Linked DNA regions of Homo sapiens: region 2 is linked to region 1. A link is a contact called in ENCODE Hi-C or POLR2A ChIA-PET data. All regions are on one chromosome and are shown on one strand. Each heading gives the region's core, a stretch centred on a gene start or an enhancer-like site at or near the end of the contact. The rest is flanking DNA. Distances are from core to core; before and after follow the strand shown.

Region 1 (6,475 bases), core at 3,201-5,700:
CATAGAGGAGCATCATATAAAGGTAGCAATTTTAGCTAGAGAGGAAAGGACCATATTAAATGGTGTTGCAATGGATATATGAAAAGTCTTCATTGTTTTCTAAGAAAATATAAAAACATACACCCCTAAAATAGTCAATGGATGGAAACAAACAGGTTATTCCCAAAGTAAATACAAAAGGCAAATAAACTTATGAATAGACATCTACGCTCACTAGGAATGATGCAGGTTTATTCAAACATTGGGAGGCACTTTGGCAAAATGTATCAAAAGACCTAAAAAGTGTGTATCTAGAGAATCAGAAAATTATAAAAAGATGTACTATAAGAATAATTTCTACAAAGGTGGTTACTACAGCAAAACAAAAAACAAACAAACAAAAAAAACCCTCTGGCCAGGTACAGTGGCTCAAGCCTATAATCCCAGCACTTTGGGAGGCTGAGGCAGGTGGATTGCCTGAGGTCAGGAGTTCAAGACCAGCCTGGATAACATGGTGAAACCCCATCTCTACTAAAAATACAAAAAGTAGCTGGGCATGGTGGCAGGTGTCTGTAATCCCAGCACTTTGGGAGGCCGAGGCAGGCACATTGCCTGAGGTCAGGAGTTCAAGACCAGCCTGGCCAACATGGTGAAACCCCATCTCTACTAAAAATACAAAAATTAGTGGGGCGCAATGGCAGGTGCCTGTAATCCCAGCACTTTGGGAGGCTGAGACAGGAGAATCGCTTGAACCCGGGAAGTGGAGGTTGCAGGGAGCTGAGATTGCGCTACTGCACTCCAGCCTAGGCAACAGAGTAAGAACCTGTCTCAAAACAAACAAATAAACAAACAAACAAATAAAAACTACCCTGGAAACAAACTAAATGTTCAACAATAGACTTGTTATATAAATTATGAAAGATCCACATCAGAATATTTCTGCCATTAAAAATGATTGGGTGGGCTGAGCAAGGTGGCTCACGCCTATAATCCCAACATTTTGAGAGTCTGAGGCAGGAGGATTGCTTGAACTCAGGAGTTTGAGACCAGCCTGGGCAACACAGGGAGGCTCCGTCTCCATAAAAAATAAAAAAATTAGGTAAGCATGGTGACATGAACCTGTGGTCCCAGCTACTCAGGAGGCTGAGGTGGGAGGATCCCTTAAGCCCAGGAGGTCAAGGCTGCAGTAAGCCATGATCACACTACTGCACTCCAGCCTGAGCAACAGAGTGACACACTGTCTCTAAAATTACAATACATTAAAATAATAAAATAATGATTGGATAAAAAAAAATTGAATAAGTAGAGCCACCTAATCCTTGGAAAGATATGGACATATAGTATGAGGCAAAAAAAATAGCAAGTATAATAGCACATATCATATAATCCCATGAGTATAAGTGTGTATATATTTACAAACACATAAAAATTCTGATGGGATATATAAAGAGCAAACACTGACTATCTCTAGGATTTAGATTACTGGAGGACATTTACAATGAGCACTGCCTATTATCATACATATCCATTAAAAATAAATATGTGTGTTATGTATGTAATTGTATGGGGGAAAGTTGCAAAGAATATCCTATAAGATGTTAAAAGTGCTTATCCCTTATCACTAGGTAGTGAGATTTCAAGTGATTTATTTTATTTATTTATTTATTTTGGGACAGAGTTTCACTCTGTCACCCAGGCTGGAGTGCAGTGGTGCGATCCTGGCTTTCTGCAACCTCTGCCTCTTGGGTTCCAGCAATTCTCCTACCTCAGCCTCCTGAGTAGCTAGGATTACAGGCACATGCCACCACGCCCAGCTAATTTTTGTACTTTTAGTAGAGATGGGGTTTCACTATGTTGGCCAGGCTGGTCTCAAACTCCTGACCTCAAAAGATCCACCCACCTCAGCCTCCCAAAGTGTTGGGATTACAGGCATGAGCCACCACACCTGGCCTATTTTATTTATTTTTTGACCACTTGTGTTTTCTAAAGTGACTATATATTACTGGCTAATTGGTATATCAATTTTATAATTAACAACAAAACCAAATTGGCCAACCAGAGCTGTCAGACAATAATGAGCAGTTGGCCACCAGGCCCAGAGAAGGCCAGGACGCTTCTGCCAGGTGCAAGGTATCCGTCACTCCTGCCCTCACCAGGAAGTTGCTGGCGCTGACATCAGAGATTCCTTTCAATCTTATGATCCTGAGATTCCATGAACCTGTGAAAGAGTGTCTGAATCTACATGTCCTGTACTATTCTCTGGGAATCCAGGATTCTGAAATTCTTCACAGTTCCCCAAGCATACATGCCCCAGTACCCCTGCTGGCCAGACCCTCGCACCTCCCCTTCTCCACCCACCCCCAGGCTCACCTTCAGAGGAGAACTCAGGGGGACACTGGTGCTGCCCATGACACTGAGGGTCACATTTCCAGGAACGATGATGGGGTCAGGCTCCAGAGTCAGGCTTCTGATCACCGCAGGGTCCTTCCCTTCATCACAGTTATCCCAGGAAAAGCTACTGAGCTGGGATGGCTGGGGACAATCAGGCAGCAAGGAAGGAGAAGAAGAAAAAGGTTGACAAAAGAAACTATCACAGATCACAGGAAAAATGAGCTCCTGGCAGAGTGACCTTGGGTGAGGCACCCCCGTCCCTGAGCCTCATCTATGAGACTCCATACCTATGAAGCTGGGATAACACTTATCCTACTCATTTTATAGGCAGGACTAAACTAAAAGACTCAAAAGACATAATCTCCCAAAAGTGTATTGTAAACTATAAGGCAGGATATGATAGACCTGGAACTTCCAAACAGGAGACTGACCTAATTGGCCTTTGGTGGGCACCTTCTCTGACTTCCCACCTCCCTGCTGCCCACTCCTCTCCAGCCAGCCTTGGAATCCCAGCAGAGGGCAAGCTCCTGGAGGATTCACCTCTGCAGCCCACACCCAGGACCTTGTTCATGTCACACCCCGTGCCCAACCCAGAGCCAGGAACAATGGGAAACACAAAACACAATGGGAAATCTAACAGCATCTGAAATCCCACTCTCAAGGGGCAGGTGATTAACTCAGAAAGGAATAGGACACTCATGAAAAGATCCCCAGTGGATCACTTGCTGATGAATAATCCCCAGTGGACTTCCCCAGTCCTAACCAGTGTCTTCTTCCCATCCCTCTTCTCATGCCACATGCCCACTTGGATCACTCACCACCCCTGTGCTGAGCTGCTCCTGTTCCTCCTCCACATCCCCCAGGTCTCCTGATTCCACCACCACTACATCTGCATGTGACTGCATGTGACCACCACTCCGCACTCCAACAGACCCTGTCTGATGATCTTGAACACCTCCCACACTGTGAAGACTCTCTGCCCACCCACTCTCACCTCTCCCAGCCCCCTGGAGGCCACCTATGAGAGACTGTTGGCATGCCCTCCATCCACACCCTGTCTCAGAGAGAAAACCTGCCAGTCCCACACCCCCAAGCTGATGCCCACCTTCAACACTCCCATCACTGACTCTTTCAAGAGGGATCACCTAACCCCAGCTAGGCTGACAGATTCTCTCTGCCCAATTTTGGAATTAAGGTATAAAAGGCTGGGGATATGGGGGTTTTGTGCTGTCACTGGATCCTAAGTTTTGGGTTGAGGCCAGACCATCTAGATCTGTGATCCATGACCAAGCAGAAGTTAGGGCTAAGGGCTAAGGGCTCTGTTGGTCTGTGGAAAAGGGAACAGATCAAGTCCCACTTCCCTATCTATAAAAGCAGTATGGAGTAGCAGTGAAGGGCATGGCTTTGGAGAGACATGGGTGAATGACAGCTTTAGCCAAACAGCCCTGGGTGGAAATCATAGCTCTGCCACACTTACCATGTGATTTTATAGGCCAGTTTCCCCTTTGGAGTCTAAATTTCCACATCTTTTAACTGGAGGCATTTCTACCTTCCTCTCCAGGATGTTGCAAGGGCGAGAGCGTGTATGTAAAGCTCATAACCCAATGCCAGGCACAACACGGGAGCCGGCTCACTAAAGGAGCCATTAGCGTCCTAGCCTCCGCTTCCTGCCGGCAGCTCCATGGGATGTCTTGCAGCTCTGTAATAAACTTCCCCTTTACCTGAGCTTTTAGGAATGGGTTCCTACCCCTTGGAATGAAAGGTCATGTCATGACTAAGAAAGGCAGGACAGGATAGTTGCCACTAAATGTTTCCTTCAACATTCATTCCACAAATATTTATGGAGCAATGATGATAGGCCCTGGGCTAAGTGCTGTGGCAAGAGTGGTAAACAATCAGACCTGGCTCCTGCCCTGCCTTGAGGAGCTTACCGTCTAATGCAAATAAATATCACCCACTATGATTTGTGAGTGCCACAAAGGAAAAGAGCAGAAGGTAATGCTGACAGCAACAAAGGACTCACTTACATAGGGTGGTGGGGAAGTGATACTTAAGCCGGGCTCTTGCAGGATGCGGAGTCAGACATGTAAGTGCAGGCCGAGGGAACTCAGGCAAAGGCCCCGAGGCACAAAGAAGCTTGGCTGCTCCAGGCACTGGGAGAAGGCCATGGGCTAAATGTAGTAGATGAGGGACCCAGATGAGGTTGGAGGGGTAGCAGGGTCATTTAATGCAGGACCCCACAAGCTATAATCGGGAGGTTGCATTTACTATAGGGGCAGTGGAACCCCACTGAAGGACAGTACTACACTGTGATTTGTGGTTGTGAACAGACTGAAAGTGGTCAAGGGAAAGATTGCCTGGAATTAAGAGTCAGGCTGGAGGGCAACATAGGAGCAGGACTAGTTTTCTGGGTGGGGCTGTTTTCATAGATTCTAAGGCAGCCTGATCCACACAGAGAATTGATTCTGGGCTGGGGGTGGGGGTAGGGTATCCAGAGTACCTACCGGAGAAGAATCCCTTCCCCTCTCCTAAGCTCTTCTTTCCCCAGGCCCTGGGGGAGACGTAACAAGATGGCTTCCTGAGGGTAATGCCCGGCTAGCTGTCTCTGTAGTGACAAATTCTGCTGCTGAGTCCAGGCTCATCAGGGAAGGGAGGTGTAATGGATTAGCAGTGCCCACCAAGGCCAGGCTGGTCACCAGATATCTGCCATTCCAGCCTAGGCCAACTAGTGGGAAGGGGTGGTACAAGACGGAGGGGAAAGGCACAGCTCTGGAGGCAGAGATATGGGTACTACAGGTATGAGTTAAAACCCAGCTCAGCCAGTCTTACTAGCTAAGACCATGGGTAAGTTAACCCCCTAGGGGTTCAAAATTTCCTCATTTATTATGTGGACATAATGATATCTTCTCACAGGGCTATTGTGAGGGTAAGATGTTTGTATACAGAAAGCACAGGGCACAACTCCTCAAGACTGCCAAGCTCATGAATAAACAAGGAAAGACTAAGAAGCTGTCATAGGCTGGAGGAGAGGGGGGACTACAATTATATGTGTCATGACAACAATGGCAGTGCAGTACCCTGGATTGGATCCTGGCTCAGAAAGAGGGCATTAATGGGAAAACTGGTGAAATCCAAATAAAGTCTAGAATTCAGTTAACAGTAATGTACTAATGTTGGTTTCTTAGTGTTGGAGATATGTACATATAAGATGCTAACAGGGAAAACTGAGTCAGGAGTATATAGAAACTCTATATTATCTCTGTAACTTTTCTTTTTTTTTTTTTTTTCTTGAGACAGAGTCTCACTCTGTCATCCAGGCTGGAGTGCAGCAGCGTGATCTCAGCTCACTGCAACCTCTGCCTCCTAGGTTCAAGTGATTTCTCCTGCCTCAGCCTCCCAAGTAGCTGGGACTACAGGTGTACGCCACCATGCCTGGCTAATTTTTGTATTTTTAGTATGGACAGGGTTTCACCATGTTGGCCAGGTTCAGGTTGGTCTCAAACTCCTGGCCTCAAGTGATTTGCCTGCCTTGGTCTCCCACAGTGCTGGATTATAGGGGTGAACCACCACGCCCTGCTGCAACTATTCTATAAACCTAAAATTATTCCAAATTTTTTTTTAGGAAAAAAGCACATAGCCCAGTACATAGCACATAGTATGGGTACAACAAATGACAGCCACTATACAGCACTATAGAGTCTATTAAGCACCTACTATATGACTAGCATGGGGCTAGATATCCTCCCCTGTTATCTAACACCCATCACAGCCTGTAGTCACAAGATCAGTTATGCTAGAAGAGGAACTGAAATTCAGGTTTCCTGATGTTCATTCACTGTCACCCCCCACCCCCATCTTTATCTGGCCCAGGGACTCAAGGTCAGGGCTCTGAATCACATGAGCCCCAAGAAGATGTAGGTGCTGTGTGATTTTGAGTGACCTTTATAATGTCTCAGGGCCTCTTCAAAACTGCCAATCTAAGACCTAGTCTGAGATGGCATCCATACCCACAGCATATACAACAAGTTTGTAGGGTGAGCTAGCAGCCTCTAGCCAGACTCCACCTCATAGCGGCCAGCCCTGGAGCCAAGAGAAGCATTCTCAG
Region 2 (5,897 bases), core at 360-2,859, 310 kb before region 1:
TGTCATTGTGTTTCCTAAGTCTAGATTCTTCCATTTCTCAACTAGTATTGATTGAGCCTGGTTCTATACCAGGCACTGTTCTAGGCACTAGGGAATTCATCTGTGAATAAGATACACAGAGCTCCTCTCTTCATGGAGTCCAAGAAGACAGTCATTAAACAAATAAACAAGAAAATATTGGGTAGTGATATATGTCATGAAGAAAATAGGGCAAAGTGATAAAGAGGGGAATTGACAGGAAGTCTACTCCAAACAGGAGCTCAGGAGGTGACATTTAAGCTGAAAACTGAATGACAAGAAGGAATTATTCATGTGAGAATCTTAAGGGAAGCAGTAAGTGCAAAGGCCCCGAGGCAGGTCTGGGTTTTGTGTGGCTGCAGCTTGTGAACTGGAGAAGTAGCATGGGCCCAGGAGGTGCAGAGCCTTCTAGGCCAGGGCAAGGAGTTTCTATTTTAATCTAAGTGCTATGGGAAGCCACTGGAAAGTGTTAAGCAGGGAAGTCATATGAATTGATGTACGTTTACACAAGATGTTTTAAAATAGTGGTCCCTGGGTGTTGTGAACTAGGAAGGTAGTACAAGGAGCCTAACATGCTTCTGCGCCCTGCAAGCTTGTTCACTCATCTAAACCTGGGGCCAGGAAACAGCTGTGCAGACACTGTTCCCTCCCTCAGCAAACTACTCCCCAGGTGTGCAGGTCCTACAGCCTGGGCAGGTCATGGGCACCAAGCCACCATCCAAGGGTGCATTCTCTCTGCATTTTATCCTCCTCCAGGGAGATCCCTCCCCTTCCCCTTCCCTACAGCTCATCTTAACGGCGCCTGCATTGCAAGGCACCGGTGCAGCCATCGAGCAGAGTATCTTGCTGGGGCCTGCCCAACACGGGTGCTGACCTGGTGAACAGGAAGCTCTCCACACAGCAGGGCAGGCAGGGCTGGGAGGCTGCGTGCACCCTGGGCTCACAGAGCTGTGGAGCCAGTGGACCTGGGACTGGGGTGAGGACTCACTTTCCCTTGGGGTTTCAACTTCAAAAGCAATGCCATCCTGCATGGGTTGGGGGCTGAATGACTCAGGCGTCCCCTTCTGCTTGTGGGGGCTGGGTCAGGGGTAGGGTGAGTGTGGCTTTTGCCTGGGGCTGGCCCCACTATGGGCTGCAGCTCTAAGCATGGAAGGACAGTAGTGGGCAGGCAGGGCGGGAAACGTACAGCAGCTCTTTCTGCCACTAACTTTCAGACCTCGAATGAAGAATCTGCCACCTTCCTGCCCTCTCTTTTCTGAGGTGCCTAAGCTTAGGGCACCACCAACAGAATCTCAGGAGTTGGGAGGCGGGTGGTAGGGAAGCTCGAAGGGTGGGACATATTGAAATTATTTTCTGTCACAGGCCTTCAGACCCCGATTTAGGCAGACTTTTCTATTCCTGCCTCTTATCTCGGAATGCTGTCAGCATGATCTTGGGGAACCCTGTGCCCAGTTCACACAGGACTCTGGCAAGACGGGGCTCCAAGCCTCTCCTTCCCCCTTTGCCTTGGAAGTTTAACTCTTCCTTGGCTTTGAAGAGCAAGGCAACTGGAAAATCAGGTCTGGCCAGTTTCATCCAAGAATGCTCCAGCGCATCTGGCTGGCAGCCATGAAGCTCCTAGGAATCAAGGCTCCCAGGGGCAAGCCAGGCATCAGCCTGGTGCACCAGACCTACACATGGCCCTGCCAAACCCTGCCCCGCTCCTCCTGCCCCTTGCCCCATCCTTGGCCCTGGTGAGTCTCACATTTTCACCCAGGCTGGAGTTCGGGGATGGGCTCTGTGGGAAACAGCAAGGGTCTAAGAGAGGCGAAGCATTTATTCATGATCAGTTCAACAAGAACTAACTCCCAGGGACTAGTTCTTACCCGGCCACACACTGTGTGACTTGGAGCTTGACTGATCTCGACTCTGGGGCTCTATTTCCCCATCTATACTCATCTATGATGAAAAGCAGGGACAGAAGCCCATCATCTCTAATGTCCATTTCAACTCAGACATTCCAGGAGCCTGGGAGTTTTCATGTTCCAGGTTACATGATGAGTCAGAGTCATGCCCTGTCTATAAGGGACATGTGGTGAAACAGGTATAAATAGGACTGGGGCAAGGAGGCAACCCTGGTCTGTGCAAGGAGCTCCCACTAGCTATAAGGCCCTGGGCAGCTCCCTTCCTTTTATGAACCTTAGTTTCCTATTATCAATAATGGCTGACATTAAATTAGAACTGACAATAAACTAGGCACTCTGATAAGTCATTTACCTTTATTATTTCACTGAATTTTCACAACAATCCTAAGAGATTGATGATTTTCTTATCCTTATTCTACAGAAGGTGAAATGAAGGCTCATGAGGTTAAATAACTTGCTCTAAAAGTCACCTACCTAGCAAATGACAGAGGCAGGGCTGACAGCCAGGCAGCCTGATGCCACGCCTGGGATCTTGGTCACTTTGCTTTCCTGCAGCCTCTGCATGTGCGGAAACAGCTCAGTTTGGCTAGAGCTCAGCCCCAGTGGAAAGGCCTTGTAGGAAGGAGAGAGAATAGTAGTTTAGAACCAGATAGCTAAACTTGGTTCCTGGCTAAGAGTTGGGACTATCTCACCATCGCCCAAGGAGTCACAGAAAGTTTTTGGGAAAAAAGAGTAAGAGTTCAGGACTGTGTTCTAGCTGCTGAGTGTCTTTGAGAGAGCATTTTGAACTAGTCTGCTATTCTTCAGCCACGGGGTTTCTCAACCATGGCACTATTGACATTGGGGCTGGATAATTCTGTTGCAGGGCTGATATGGTTTGGCTGTGTTCCCACCCAAATCTCATCTTGAATTGTGGCTCCCATAATCCCCCTGTATCATGGGAGGGATCCAGTGGGAGGTAATTGAATCATGGGGGTGTGTTTTTCTCATGCTGTTCTCGTGATAGTGAATAAGTCTCATGAGATCTGATGGTTTTACAAAGGGGAGTTCCCCTGCCTACGCGCTCTTGCCTGCTGCCAAGTAAGATATGACTTTGCTTTTCCTTTGCCTTCTGCCATGATTATGGGGCCTCCCCAGTCATGTGGAACGGTGAGTCCATTAAACCTCATTCCTTTATAAATTACCCAGTCTCAGGTATGTCTTTATTCTCAGTGTGAGAACTGACTCACACAAAGGCACTGTCCTATGCATTGTAGGTTGTTTAGCAGTATCCCCAGCCTCTACCTGCCAGATGCCATTAGCACCACCACTCCCAAGCTGGGTCAGCCAAAAGTATCTTCAGACATTGCCAAGTGTCCCTTGAGGGTCAAAATCACCTCCAGTTAAGAATCACAGCAGTAGAAACCATTTTTTCCCCCTAACTTGCACCCTGTCTTTTATTTTCTGCCCAGGGTTTCGGGAGTTTTCCACCATGACTATTGCCCTGCTGGGTTTTGCCATATTCTTGCTCCATTGTGCGACCTGTGAGAAGCCTCTAGAAGGGATTCTCTCCTCCTCTGCTTGGCACTTCACACACTCCCATTACAATGCCACCATCTATGAAAATTCTTCTCCCAAGACCTATGTGGAGAGCTTCGAGAAAATGGGCATCTACCTCGCGGAGCCACAGTGGGCAGTGAGGTACCGGATCATCTCTGGGGATGTGGCCAATGTATTTAAAACTGAGGAGTATGTGGTGGGCAACTTCTGCTTCCTAAGAATAAGGACAAAGAGCAGCAACACAGCTCTTCTGAACAGAGAGGTGCGAGACAGCTACACCCTCATCATCCAAGCCACAGAGAAGACCTTGGAGTTGGAAGCTTTGACCCGTGTGGTGGTCCACATCCTGGACCAGAATGACCTGAAGCCTCTCTTCTCTCCACCTTCGTACAGAGTCACCATCTCTGAGGACATGCCCCTGAAGAGCCCCATCTGCAAGGTGACTGCCACAGATGCTGATCTAGGCCAGAATGCTGAGTTCTATTATGCCTTTAACACAAGGTCAGAGATGTTTGCCATCCATCCCACCAGCGGTGTGGTCACTGTGGCTGGGAAGCTTAACGTCACCTGGCGAGGAAAGCATGAGCTCCAGGTGCTAGCTGTGGACCGCATGCGGAAAATCTCTGAGGGCAATGGGTTTGGCAGCCTGGCTGCACTTGTGGTTCATGTGGAGCCTGCCCTCAGGAAGCCCCCAGCCATTGCTTCGGTGGTGGTGACTCCACCAGACAGCAATGATGGTACCACCTATGCCACTGTACTGGTCGATGCAAATAGCTCAGGAGCTGAAGTGGAGTCAGTGGAAGTTGTTGGTGGTGACCCTGGAAAGCACTTCAAAGCCATCAAGTCTTATGCCCGGAGCAATGAGTTCAGTTTGGTGTCTGTCAAAGACATCAACTGGATGGAGTACCTTCATGGGTTCAACCTCAGCCTCCAGGCCAGGAGTGGGAGCGGCCCTTATTTTTATTCCCAGATCAGGGGCTTTCACCTACCACCTTCCAAACTGTCTTCCCTCAAATTCGAGAAGGCTGTTTACAGAGTGCAGCTTAGTGAGTTTTCCCCTCCTGGCAGCCGCGTGGTGATGGTGAGAGTCACCCCAGCCTTCCCCAACCTGCAGTATGTTCTAAAGCCATCTTCAGAGAATGTAGGATTTAAACTTAATGCTCGAACTGGGTTGATCACCACCACAAAGCTCATGGACTTCCACGACAGAGCCCACTATCAGCTACACATCAGAACCTCACCGGGCCAGGCCTCCACCGTGGTGGTCATTGACATTGTGGACTGCAACAACCATGCCCCCCTCTTCAACAGGTCTTCCTATGATGGTACCTTGGATGAGAACATCCCTCCAGGCACCAGTGTTTTGGCTGTGACTGCCACTGACCGGGATCATGGGGAAAATGGATATGTCACCTATTCCATTGCTGGACCAAAAGCTTTGCCATTTTCTATTGACCCCTACCTGGGGATCATCTCCACCTCCAAACCCATGGACTATGAACTCATGAAAAGAATTTATACCTTCCGGGTAAGAGCATCAGACTGGGGATCCCCTTTTCGCCGGGAGAAGGAAGTGTCCATTTTTCTTCAGCTCAGGAACTTGAATGACAACCAGCCTATGTTTGAAGAAGTCAACTGTACAGGGTCTATCCGCCAAGACTGGCCAGTAGGGAAATCGATAATGACTATGTCAGCCATAGATGTGGATGAGCTTCAGAACCTAAAATACGAGATTGTATCAGGCAATGAACTAGAGTATTTTGATCTAAATCATTTCTCCGGAGTGATATCCCTCAAACGCCCTTTTATCAATCTTACTGCTGGTCAACCCACCAGTTATTCCCTGAAGATTACAGCCTCAGATGGCAAAAACTATGCCTCACCCACAACTTTGAATATTACTGTGGTGAAGGACCCTCATTTTGAAGTTCCTGTAACATGTGATAAAACAGGGGTATTGACACAATTCACAAAGACTATCCTCCACTTTATTGGGCTTCAGAACCAGGAGTCCAGTGATGAGGAATTCACTTCTTTAAGCACATATCAGATTAATCATTACACCCCACAGTTTGAGGACCACTTCCCCCAATCCATTGATGTCCTTGAGAGTGTCCCTATCAACACCCCCTTGGCCCGCCTAGCAGCCACTGACCCTGATGCTGGTTTTAATGGCAAACTGGTCTATGTGATTGCAGATGGCAATGAGGAGGGCTGCTTTGACATAGAGCTGGAGACAGGGCTGCTCACTGTAGCTGCTCCCTTGGACTATGAAGCCACCAATTTCTACATCCTCAATGTAACAGTATATGACCTGGGCACACCCCAGAAGTCCTCCTGGAAGCTGCTGACAGTGAATGTGAAAGACTGGAATGACAACGCACCCAGATTTCCTCCCGGTGGGTACCAGTTAACCATCTCGGAGGACACAGAAGT

The links. A loop is a pair of places that touch in the nucleus more often than their neighbours do. ChIA-PET counts read pairs that join two places held with the same protein, here RNA polymerase II (POLR2A). Pooled maps may share reads with other maps.
Region 2: a loop to region 1 is called in a pooled map, with 2.3 times the contacts of the local background. The contact joins two enhancer-like sites. A Hi-C loop is called at or near these places in 1 of 50 pooled maps. POLR2A ChIA-PET finds 5 or more read pairs at or near these places in 3 of 52 experiments (MCF 10A, WTC11 and activated B cell).

The regions. Positions count from the first base shown.
Region 1 is chr5:151,255,791-151,262,265 of GRCh38, reverse strand. It overlaps GM2A (ganglioside GM2 activator), which reads right to left. Exons shown (of 4, transcript NM_000405.5): 2 at 2,350-2,511. Among named protein-coding and RNA genes, the nearest start is that of GM2A, 5.8 kb to the right of the region's middle. RefSeq lists an enhancer at 5,877-6,016. Within about 2 kb of position 4,450, at least 12 of the 41 ENCODE cell types and tissues checked have a DNase peak (open chromatin) inside an H3K27ac peak, as active enhancers do.
Region 2 is chr5:151,566,428-151,572,324 of GRCh38, reverse strand. It overlaps FAT2 (FAT atypical cadherin 2), which reads left to right. Exons shown (of 24, transcript NM_001447.3): 2 at 3,374-5,897. The coding sequence starts at 3,394. Among named protein-coding and RNA genes, the nearest start is that of FAT2, 22 kb to the left of the region's middle. RefSeq lists enhancers at 444-956, 2,853-2,942. Within about 2 kb of position 1,609, at least 4 of the 41 ENCODE cell types and tissues checked have a DNase peak (open chromatin) inside an H3K27ac peak, as active enhancers do.